Regions from separate parts of the Homo sapiens genome. Here region 1 is linked to region 2. The links are chromatin contacts, found by Hi-C or POLR2A ChIA-PET in ENCODE. All regions are on one chromosome and are shown on one strand. The core of a region is the stretch at or near the end of the contact, and the rest is flanking DNA. Distances in the headings are between cores, read along the strand shown.

What was found. A loop is a pair of places that touch in the nucleus more often than their neighbours do. ChIA-PET counts read pairs that join two places held with the same protein, here RNA polymerase II (POLR2A).
Region 1: POLR2A ChIA-PET joins it to region 2 with 11 read pairs in WTC11. The contact joins two enhancer-like sites. A Hi-C loop is called at or near these places in 1 of 168 maps with a recorded cell type or tissue (mesothelial cell of epicardium). POLR2A ChIA-PET finds 5 or more read pairs at or near these places in 3 of 52 experiments (AG04450, K562 and WTC11).

The regions. Positions count from the first base shown.
Region 1 is chr11:12,912,100-12,916,365 of GRCh38, reverse strand. All of the region lies in intron 10 of TEAD1 (TEA domain transcription factor 1), which reads right to left. Among named protein-coding and RNA genes, the nearest start is that of TEAD1-AS1, 8.7 kb to the left of the region's middle. RefSeq lists enhancers at 707-1,570, 1,571-2,435. Within about 2 kb of position 1,570, at least 10 of the 41 ENCODE cell types and tissues checked have a DNase peak (open chromatin) inside an H3K27ac peak, as active enhancers do.
Region 2 is chr11:12,861,095-12,865,615 of GRCh38, reverse strand. It overlaps TEAD1 (TEA domain transcription factor 1), which reads right to left. Exons shown (of 13, transcript NM_021961.6): 4 at 3,302-3,366; 5 at 716-778. Among named protein-coding and RNA genes, the nearest start is that of TEAD1-AS1, 60 kb to the left of the region's middle. RefSeq lists a silencer at 480-774. Within about 2 kb of position 2,320, at least 18 of the 41 ENCODE cell types and tissues checked have a DNase peak (open chromatin) inside an H3K27ac peak, as active enhancers do.

The sequences.
Region 1 (4,266 bases), core at 321-2,820, 52 kb before region 2:
TGTCACCATGGAGCCAGTCTTGGCCCCAACCCACGTTTGTCGGGTGTGTGGCACAGATGCAACACTGGCTTTTTCCAAACAGAAAAATTAGGACTTTTTCTGATTTGTGTTTATGACGGGTCTTACGTATTGAGTATAACAGCTCAAACAGGTATAAATTTCTCAAAAGGCATGATTAGACATGTTATAGAATTCTTTCTGGGACTAAAAAAAAGGCCATCATTAACACGTGTGTTGAGTGAATTAAAGACTTTAGGGTCTATTTGTGGGCAAGTCCTGAAAAACAACAAAAAGTCGAAGCAGAAGCCGGTTTCAATGATGGGCAGAGGAAGCGGACAGCAACAGAAAACAAAAATACACCCCATCAAAAGTTTCCAAATTCTTTCCCAAATCATCCTTCTCTTATACTCATTACTTCCACAACTGAAACAGTTTAGTCCCCAGATAAGAGTCTGGATTCGTTTCTCCTCTATTACCTCTTACTCAGTAAGCCCATTTATTCATGGATCTGTTCTTTTTTCTGAGACAGAGTCTCACTCTGCTGCCCAGGCTGGAGTGCAGTGGCACAATGTTGGCTCACTGCAACCTCGACCTTCTGGGTTCAAGAGATTCTACTGCCTCAGCCTCCCAAGTAGCTGGGATTACAGATGTGCGCCACCACACTAATTTTTGTATTTTTTAGTAGAGATGGGGTTTCACTATGTTGGCCAGGTTGGTCTTGAACTCCTGACATCAAGTGATCCACCTGCCTCGGCCTCCCAAAGTGCTGGGATTATACGCGTGGGCCACCATGCCCAGCCATCCTGGATCTGTTTGGTTTAAATTTCATGTTTTTGCCTTTTGGCAGTAAATATGAAAAATGCAACACTCTCCAAAGACTGACCCTTCCCATTTCAAGGGTAAGGAAGAATGAAGCCTCACCCAAGTATGTGGGATCTGAAGTCCTTGGAGGCGGGTGCTAGGCCAGGGGACAGAGTGGATCATCCCTGCAAAACCTCCGTCCTCTGGAGACCTGGCTGTGGGGGCAGAAGGATCAGGAAGTGAAGGCTACTCCTGCCCAGTGAAGAATGGGAGTGAGCAGCTCACGCGGTGGCAGCATTTGGCGGATGACAACAACTTTGTTACAAGCTTTATTGGGGAAAAGCCTGCTGGAACAAAGGCAAGCAGATAACCTCTAAGGCGCGAGGCAGGGGGACAGCAGGGGCACAGGGTCAGGAGCAGGCTGTGGACCTTCCCTTCCTATCCAGAGGGCTTGGAAGAGCTGGGGAGAATGACCTGGTTGCAAAAATGAAAACATCAAGAGGACTGTCCCCAACCAGAGACAGTCTAATAGGCACTGATGGCTGCAACGAGACGCTGGCATTTTAAAACACTACTTTGAACCTCTCTTCTTCATCCTCTCCGAGCAATGATCAAAGAACCAAGATTTCAAATTGTGAAGCAATTTTTTCCAATGGTAGCATCTGGCTCCTTGGCAGGCGGTGCTGGGAGCTGGGCCCTGTGGCGGGCAGCCGTCCAGGCCTGCCACATGGTAAGGCTCGGCCAGGCAGGGCACGCAGTGCGGCATTGCAGCTGCTCCCACAGGCACCAAAGGACAATCGCTCTGCACTGGGCCTGGGGCTGTGGGGCAACAGTGCCCCTAGAGGCAGCACTGCCATGGGCAGAGAGAAGGGGGAGGTCTGGAGAAAGCTGGCTGCTCTAAAAGGCTCCTCGCCCTCTCATTTGCAGGCAAGTGCCTTCTGGCTAAGACCCTTGAAGCCAGTCCCATTGACATTCAGAGGCTTGGGGTGGGTGGGGAAGCTGGGCCAACCGTGAGACAGCTCCCCAGCAAGGAAGCCAGCATGTAGGGGGAGTGAACGAGCTGCCCTCAGAAAAGAGTCTTTGAGTGTGTTCACTTCGGCCCTTATGCCCTGCCCAACCCAATGATGAGACAGCAGCTGTAGCCTGCCTGCCACAGCTGTTTTAAATAAGAATAATAGGAATAAACTCAGCCGTGGCTCTTCAAGTTACTTCCCGCTAATTATGGCATATATTTACATCTACAAAATAGAAGATTTTTAAAAACACCACCAAGGGCCCCTTTATTGTGCAGATTGGCACCCCTATTTGAATTTCATAAACATTTGGCACTTCAAAGAATCTTAAAAGCTTGCTCTAATTATGCTATGCACTGGTTGAAAGGCTGCCCGTCTGCACTGCAAATTCCTACAAATACCAGCATTTAGTTTTTCAAAAATTCAATTAATATCACCCACACAACTTCAGGTGACCACTAGTGGCAACTTCACATAGTGGCTAGGATGAAAGAGTCAGGTCTCAGCTCCAACTACAAAGCAGCTACACGGGCCAGTTCTTTCCAATAGAGGCAAGTAATGAATTCTGGGTGCCCAGCTGAGCTGGCCCCAAACCTTTCTCATTCATCAGGTGTGTGAACACTGGCCCAGACACCACCTTTCCCAGGAAACAGGACCTTTTTATGGTTTCAAGGTTTTGTGCATGAAAAGTTTTTCATAGAACAACAATAACAACCCCAAGCCAATGATACGTAAGTGAACTAACAAGTGCAGAGCTGCCAGATAAAACGGGGAACCCAGTTAACTCACATCTCAAATGAACAGCAAATACTTTTTCAGTACATATGAACATATATACCAAATACTGTATAGGACATGTACACCAAAAAAGTATTCACTGTTTATTTGAAATGCAAATTTAACTGGGCAACCTGATAAATCTGACAACTCTACTTATCAAGAAACCTTTACCACAGAGAATAAAAACTGAGACTTACCCTCAAATTCTCATTGCTGTAAAAGGCATCATATGTCCAAGACACTTTAGGTAGGGAAAATGAAGTTGCAGGAAACACTTGGAGCATAATCCCTTTTTAGTAAAAACAAGTGATGTATATGTATACGTATAATGGTTGTAGATACATACGTATAAGTCTAAAAGGATACATTCCAAATTTTGGGATCTGGCTGACCACAGGCATGTATGTGTGCAAGGAGGATCTCACTTTTTATTCTATATTCTTTTCAACTGCTCAAACTATTCATAACAAACCTGCATCACTTTTTTAATTTAAAAAGTAAATTAACATGGGGTGGACTGGGGGGTAGGAGGTACCGTGGATCTTTACCTGCACATGGAGAGGGGGTCTCTCACACCACCAAGGGCCTAGGTTCAGTTTTAAGCAACTGACTGAGATCCCTGAAGTGTCCAGTTAATCCAACTACGCCTTGCAAAACTGGGTCTGAAAATATGCAGCCACCCCGACTATGGCACATCAATTCTTTCCTTCTCAGGTTTTTCTTGAGGTGAAATGGTAAAGGTGACAGCATGAATCAAGCTAATTGTGGCAGCAGCTCAGGTGGGATCGTGGCTTAGCATCTCAGTCTGTAGCCACAGAAGGGAGTGGAATTAAATGGCCCCAGAAGGAAGGGACAGACCCCTGACCTGGGCTTTCTTAGCAATCACAGAGACAAAGGACCCAGGACAGAAAGTCTTTTAGGAATAGCTGTTGGAATGAATTCCTCCAGGTCAAGGCAACTCCCAATGCAAGAGATTCTGCCCGGAAGCCCTGAAGACTTCAGAGTCAAAGGTTTAAAAAAAAGAGAAGTATCTGTGGTTTGATAGAAGAGGATGGGAGGAAAAGCAATGTAAGCTCTTGTGCTCATTTTCCAAGCTATCCTATCCTGTGAAATCCATGATTTCATTCCTACTACGTTTTAGGCTTTCAGAGGATTCAGGTATGGTCTTTTGAAGTGAATGCCCCTGTGACCAGGGTTTCCACCCACATCTCTCCCTATTCTCTGAGTTCGGTAAGCCCCAGTGGCCATGGGGACCTCTCGCCACCTCCCAGGACTCCTTGTCTGTACATGAGTATCCACTGCCCTGAAAACTCCTTCTCACTCCCCTTGCACTGACCAAATTCTATCAAGATTCTGTTTAAATGCCATGTCTTTGTGAGCCCTTCCGAAATGTTCTCAGGCAAAAAGGGTTCCACCTCTGTGCTTCCACAGCAACTTCTGCCCACTTCCACTACAGCTCCCACCCCTCGGTGCTGTTGTTCACCTGCCCACATGTCTGCCATCCCTCACCAGACCCTGAGCCTGCAAATCAGAACTCTCAATCACATCTGCTTCCCAGTTTTCCAGAAGCAAAGACGACATTGGCAAATGTTTGTTGAATGACTTTCTAGCAACGAGATGGCCCAGAAAAGCTTTCAAGTGAGTCTCTTGAGGTCTCCTTTTCCTCCTACGA
Region 2 (4,521 bases), core at 1,071-3,570:
AAATTTAAGCAAACTCAAGTACAAATGAAACTGCAAATGGGTTTGATCAAGAGTTTTCCCATCTCTAAGATCTATCTTTTTTTTTTAAAGGCCACTGCTCAGATTTCTCTTTTAATAAGAGCGCCATTCACTTAAAAAACAGTAGTAAGCAATGTGGAAGAAATCTGGCTGAAAATACTCTGAGGGAAGAGACATGCATGAAAAAGACGTATTTTTTATAAGTCTTCTTAAAAATACATCAAAAGCATGAGTTAAAATAATTTCTAAATTTTTTAAAAAGGTAATTTCATGACCACTTTGGAAATGATTCTTTCTAAATAATTTCTACTCAATTTTGCATCTCTGGACTTTTCTTTTTTTAAGCTTTCCTAGCCCATGGCTGCTTGGTGGACATCTGAAGGTTAAAAAAAAAAAATCATGTTTCTGTGCTGAAAAGTTATCAAGACCAGCTCTCTGCTGCATTTGCATTGTTATTAGGAACACACACATACACACGCACACACACACGCAAACACACACACGCGCTCACACACATTGAGTTTAATGTGAGGCTAGTACAGAAACAGAGAGATTAAACACAAAGAAATGTAAACAGCTCTCACATGCAAGGAAACTAGGTTACGAGAATCCCAGCACCAGGCATTCACCAGTCACCATGGAAAACAGGAAGTGAGATGCATAGCAACCACAAGCCAAAAAGCAGAAAAGCGCATACCTTTAGCTTGGAATGAAAATCACGAGATTTCCTTCTGGCAAGAACCTGAATGTGACTAGACACCTGCAGGGTAGGGGAAGGGAGGAAAACAAAGGAAAAGCCTGTAACCATGGAGATGAAAAGCCCCCTACAAGTGGGCAAGCCAGACGTACCTTAATGGCGGCTTGAATTTCTCGAACTTTCTTTCTTGCTAAGACCTGTATATGACTAGACACCTACATTGTTCGGGTTTATGAGGGGAAACAAAACAAAACAAAACAAAACAAAACAAAACAAAACAAAAAAGGAAATCAAATATAAAATCGCTACTCTTTGGGAGGGTTTTGGGGTGGGGTTGGGGGGTGGTTATTTGCATCTCAACAAAGCTCTGCAGTTAGGAATACACAGTCCCAGCCAGACACAAGCCCCCAGCGCTGCTCTAAGCTTTTCATACTGGGTCATCACTGCAGTGACTTGATTCAGGATGAAAGTTAAGACTCATCTTAGTCTTCCCACCCAAGAGAAATCATGGGCACTGGGAAAAACTAATTTTGGGAGGGATGAGAGGGGCTGTTTTCATTCTAAAATTAAAAAGGTGGGAGTAAAGGTAAATGAAAATATTTATAGCTTCTCAGTATCAGGAGGGAAAATCCCTTTTTCTCAATTTAGAAGAGACTATCCATAAATTAGCACATTCTGCAGAATCAAAAAGCTGAAGCTGTTGGTTGTATTCTGATCTCATTAAGAGCTCTGGATTCTGTAGCAAACGTTAAAATAATACTGACATGTAAATTAGATCTCAAAGAGAAATGGAAAGACCCAGTTAGCAGAGCTATTTTTTTTTTTTTTTGCCCTTATAAAAATCTTTAATCCTTCCACTCTTTTGGGTATTGACTGGGCGCCAAGTGGATTTGCATATTATTACAAAGCGAAATGTGTGAATACAGCCAGCCAGCCATCCTGTTAAAAATCTGGGTTGAAAACCACATGGATTTGCTGAACAACAAATTCACATTGGAGAGGTATCACCAACTGCTGCCTAAAAACATCCCCAGGATGCCGGGGCGTGGAAATGTAGCCGAGCCCAGCTTCTGAAACACAATGATTCCACTGAAATCTGCATCTCTTTCAGTGGGACTTGGTTAAATTTAGAAGAGTCCCTCAGTGAAGGGGTCACCGGGCAAATGACCAGAGCTCACAGACCAGCAGACAGCCCAGGTCCCGCACTGTCAGAATGTAGATGATTAGATCCACTGGTTTCCGAAATGTAGAACTTTCCATTTAAAAGTTCAGCGACTCAGACTGTGTGGTGATTACCCCATTTCCAACTCTCCAGCGGCTCTAAAACAGGATTTATAATAAACGGTCCTTTTATCTTTAACTTTGTCTTTGAGCTTCAATTATTCAATTATTTTTTTTTCCAATTTGCTTTGGTACTTTTCTTAAGTACAGAGAAGCAGAAACTCCCCCATCCTCTTCAGCCCTCCATCTGGCTCCTGCTGTTACTTGTTTTCACCCGAATTTTGTTCTTCTGTGATTCTCTGACTTGACGAGGGCCACTAGCATCCCCCAAACAGACAATGCGCTGCCTCTGCGTGCTGGCAGGAGGCCACCTCTCTTTGTGCTGACTCAGCAGCCAGGCTCCCAGGCTGTGGCACAAGTAGCATTCCTGGGAAAAGCCTCTCCCCGTTATAAACACTCATGAAAACAATTCCTCACTGGGAAGAGAACTGAAATCTGCTGCTCAATCTTAATGAGACCACGGTTTAGTTAGCCTTTTGGTCTGATTACAGTTTTTAAGGTTCATGCTGTATCATTCAGCATAAATCGACATTAAAAAATAATTCTTTTCTGTGAACAACTCACCCATGAGGTTTTTAGGGTTTTTTTTTTCCTCCTTTCTTTTTTTTGTTTTTAGTTAAACACTAATTTCTCATTCGTTCCAGTTCTAAACTGGCTCATGTCAGAGATTTGGGCTGTTTTACATCTGAAAGAACGAGGAAAGGCAGAGCTCTGCCAAAGGGCAGAGAATTCCTGATACTGCTCTGCACAGAGGTATTGAAGTTGTAACTTCATTTCAGTCACAGCAGCTACTGACAAAAAGCCATCGCTTAAAAAGCAACAGTTCCCTGGACGCACATCATTTAGCATTACATTCAGGCCAATACTCAAGGCTGCTGGCGTTACTTTTTCATTGAAATTATGACTAATATATAATCGCTCCAGGATTTTACAATGCACAAAACCTCAAAATTTCATGACCTGCAAGTGCATTTGCACTTGCAGTTTTTGCAGTGTTCACAGGTGCACATTTTGGGAAAGAAATGTCAGCTTTGAAATACAGTACAGGAGCGGTTCATACACCGTCCTTAGCAGTGACATTTTCCCATGTGAGTATAAAAGGAACTTGTAAGACCACATAATAAAGGGTCACTGAAATGATGAACAGTGAAAACTGAGCCAATTTAAAATACCTCCAACACTGACGTCCTTACAGGGAACTCAAATTGGGGGCTCCTAGGAGCCAAAGCATAGCCAGCCACTGCAGCCAAAATGCCTTTTTGGGCCATTCGCTGACATGCACAATTTCCAGGTGGGTTATTTTACCTGTTTTCTGGTCCTCGTCTTGCCTGTCCTGAGTTTGATGTATCTGGCTATCAATTCATTCCTACCTGAAAGAAAGAAGAATTTACCATGAGGTGGGTTACCAAAACACCAAACCAACAAAGCCCTTGAAAGCAAAAAACAAAATTCAGAATCAAGAATTTTAAAATTACAACTATGTGTTTACTAATACTAGAAAAATAAAACAGCACAATTGTCTGCAAAAATGTTTACTAGGAAAAATTAAGATGAAAGGCATTTAAATTTGAACTTAGACCAGCATCTAAGAATAGAAATTTATCCTTTTTTTTAAAAAAAAAAAAAAAAAAAAAAGACAGAGTTTCACTCTTGTTGCCCAGGCTGGAGTGCAATGGCACGATCTTGGCTCATGGCAACCTCTGCCTCCCAGGTTCAAGTGATTCTCCTGCCTCAGCATCCCAAGTAGCTGGGATTACAGGCGTGCGCCATCACGCCCAGCTAATTTTGTATTTTTAGTAGAGACAGGGTTTCTCCATGTTGGTCAGGCTGGTCTCGAACCCCCGACCTCAGGTGATCCACCCGCCTTGGCCTCCTTAAGTGCTGGGATTACAGGCATGAGCCACCGCACCCAGCTGAAATTTATCTTTTTAAGATGTGCCTTTTTGTCTGTTTGTATGCTGTGGGTGGTGGGTCACTCATATAAGCAACAAATACAGACAAGGATTAGTCTGGGACTAAACAAACCCAGTTCTCTTCTAGTCTTTGGTTTTTCATATTCACATTCATATTCACTTTCCTTCTTATTCAAGTTTCTACTCATAGTTTACTCCAGCTAAAATCACAGCCACAAGAGAACGAACGAGCTGCTGTGGCCACGGAAGCCGGACAATGACAAGAAGCTAACAGTACGAAGGCAGACACCCCCTAAAGGTAGTCAGTGAAAAAAATGACTCAATCTCCTCCAAGTTATATAACCTTCTGGGGAAAGAACAATGCCCAAAAGTATAAACAAAAACCTTCTAGCCCTATCCCACCAGGAAACTGAGAAGTCTCAGACAACCTGACTTCAGAAAACCATGATAGGAAAAAATATCCCCAGAAGCTAAGCAGAGAATGTATTACCAAAATACCACGTGAAATAAAAACCACTCATACAAGACATGGGTTCTTCTAAGCAGGTCCTATTTACGACTTCAACTTGCTCTAATACCAGGAACTGAAATTATTTCTACATACTTTCTACA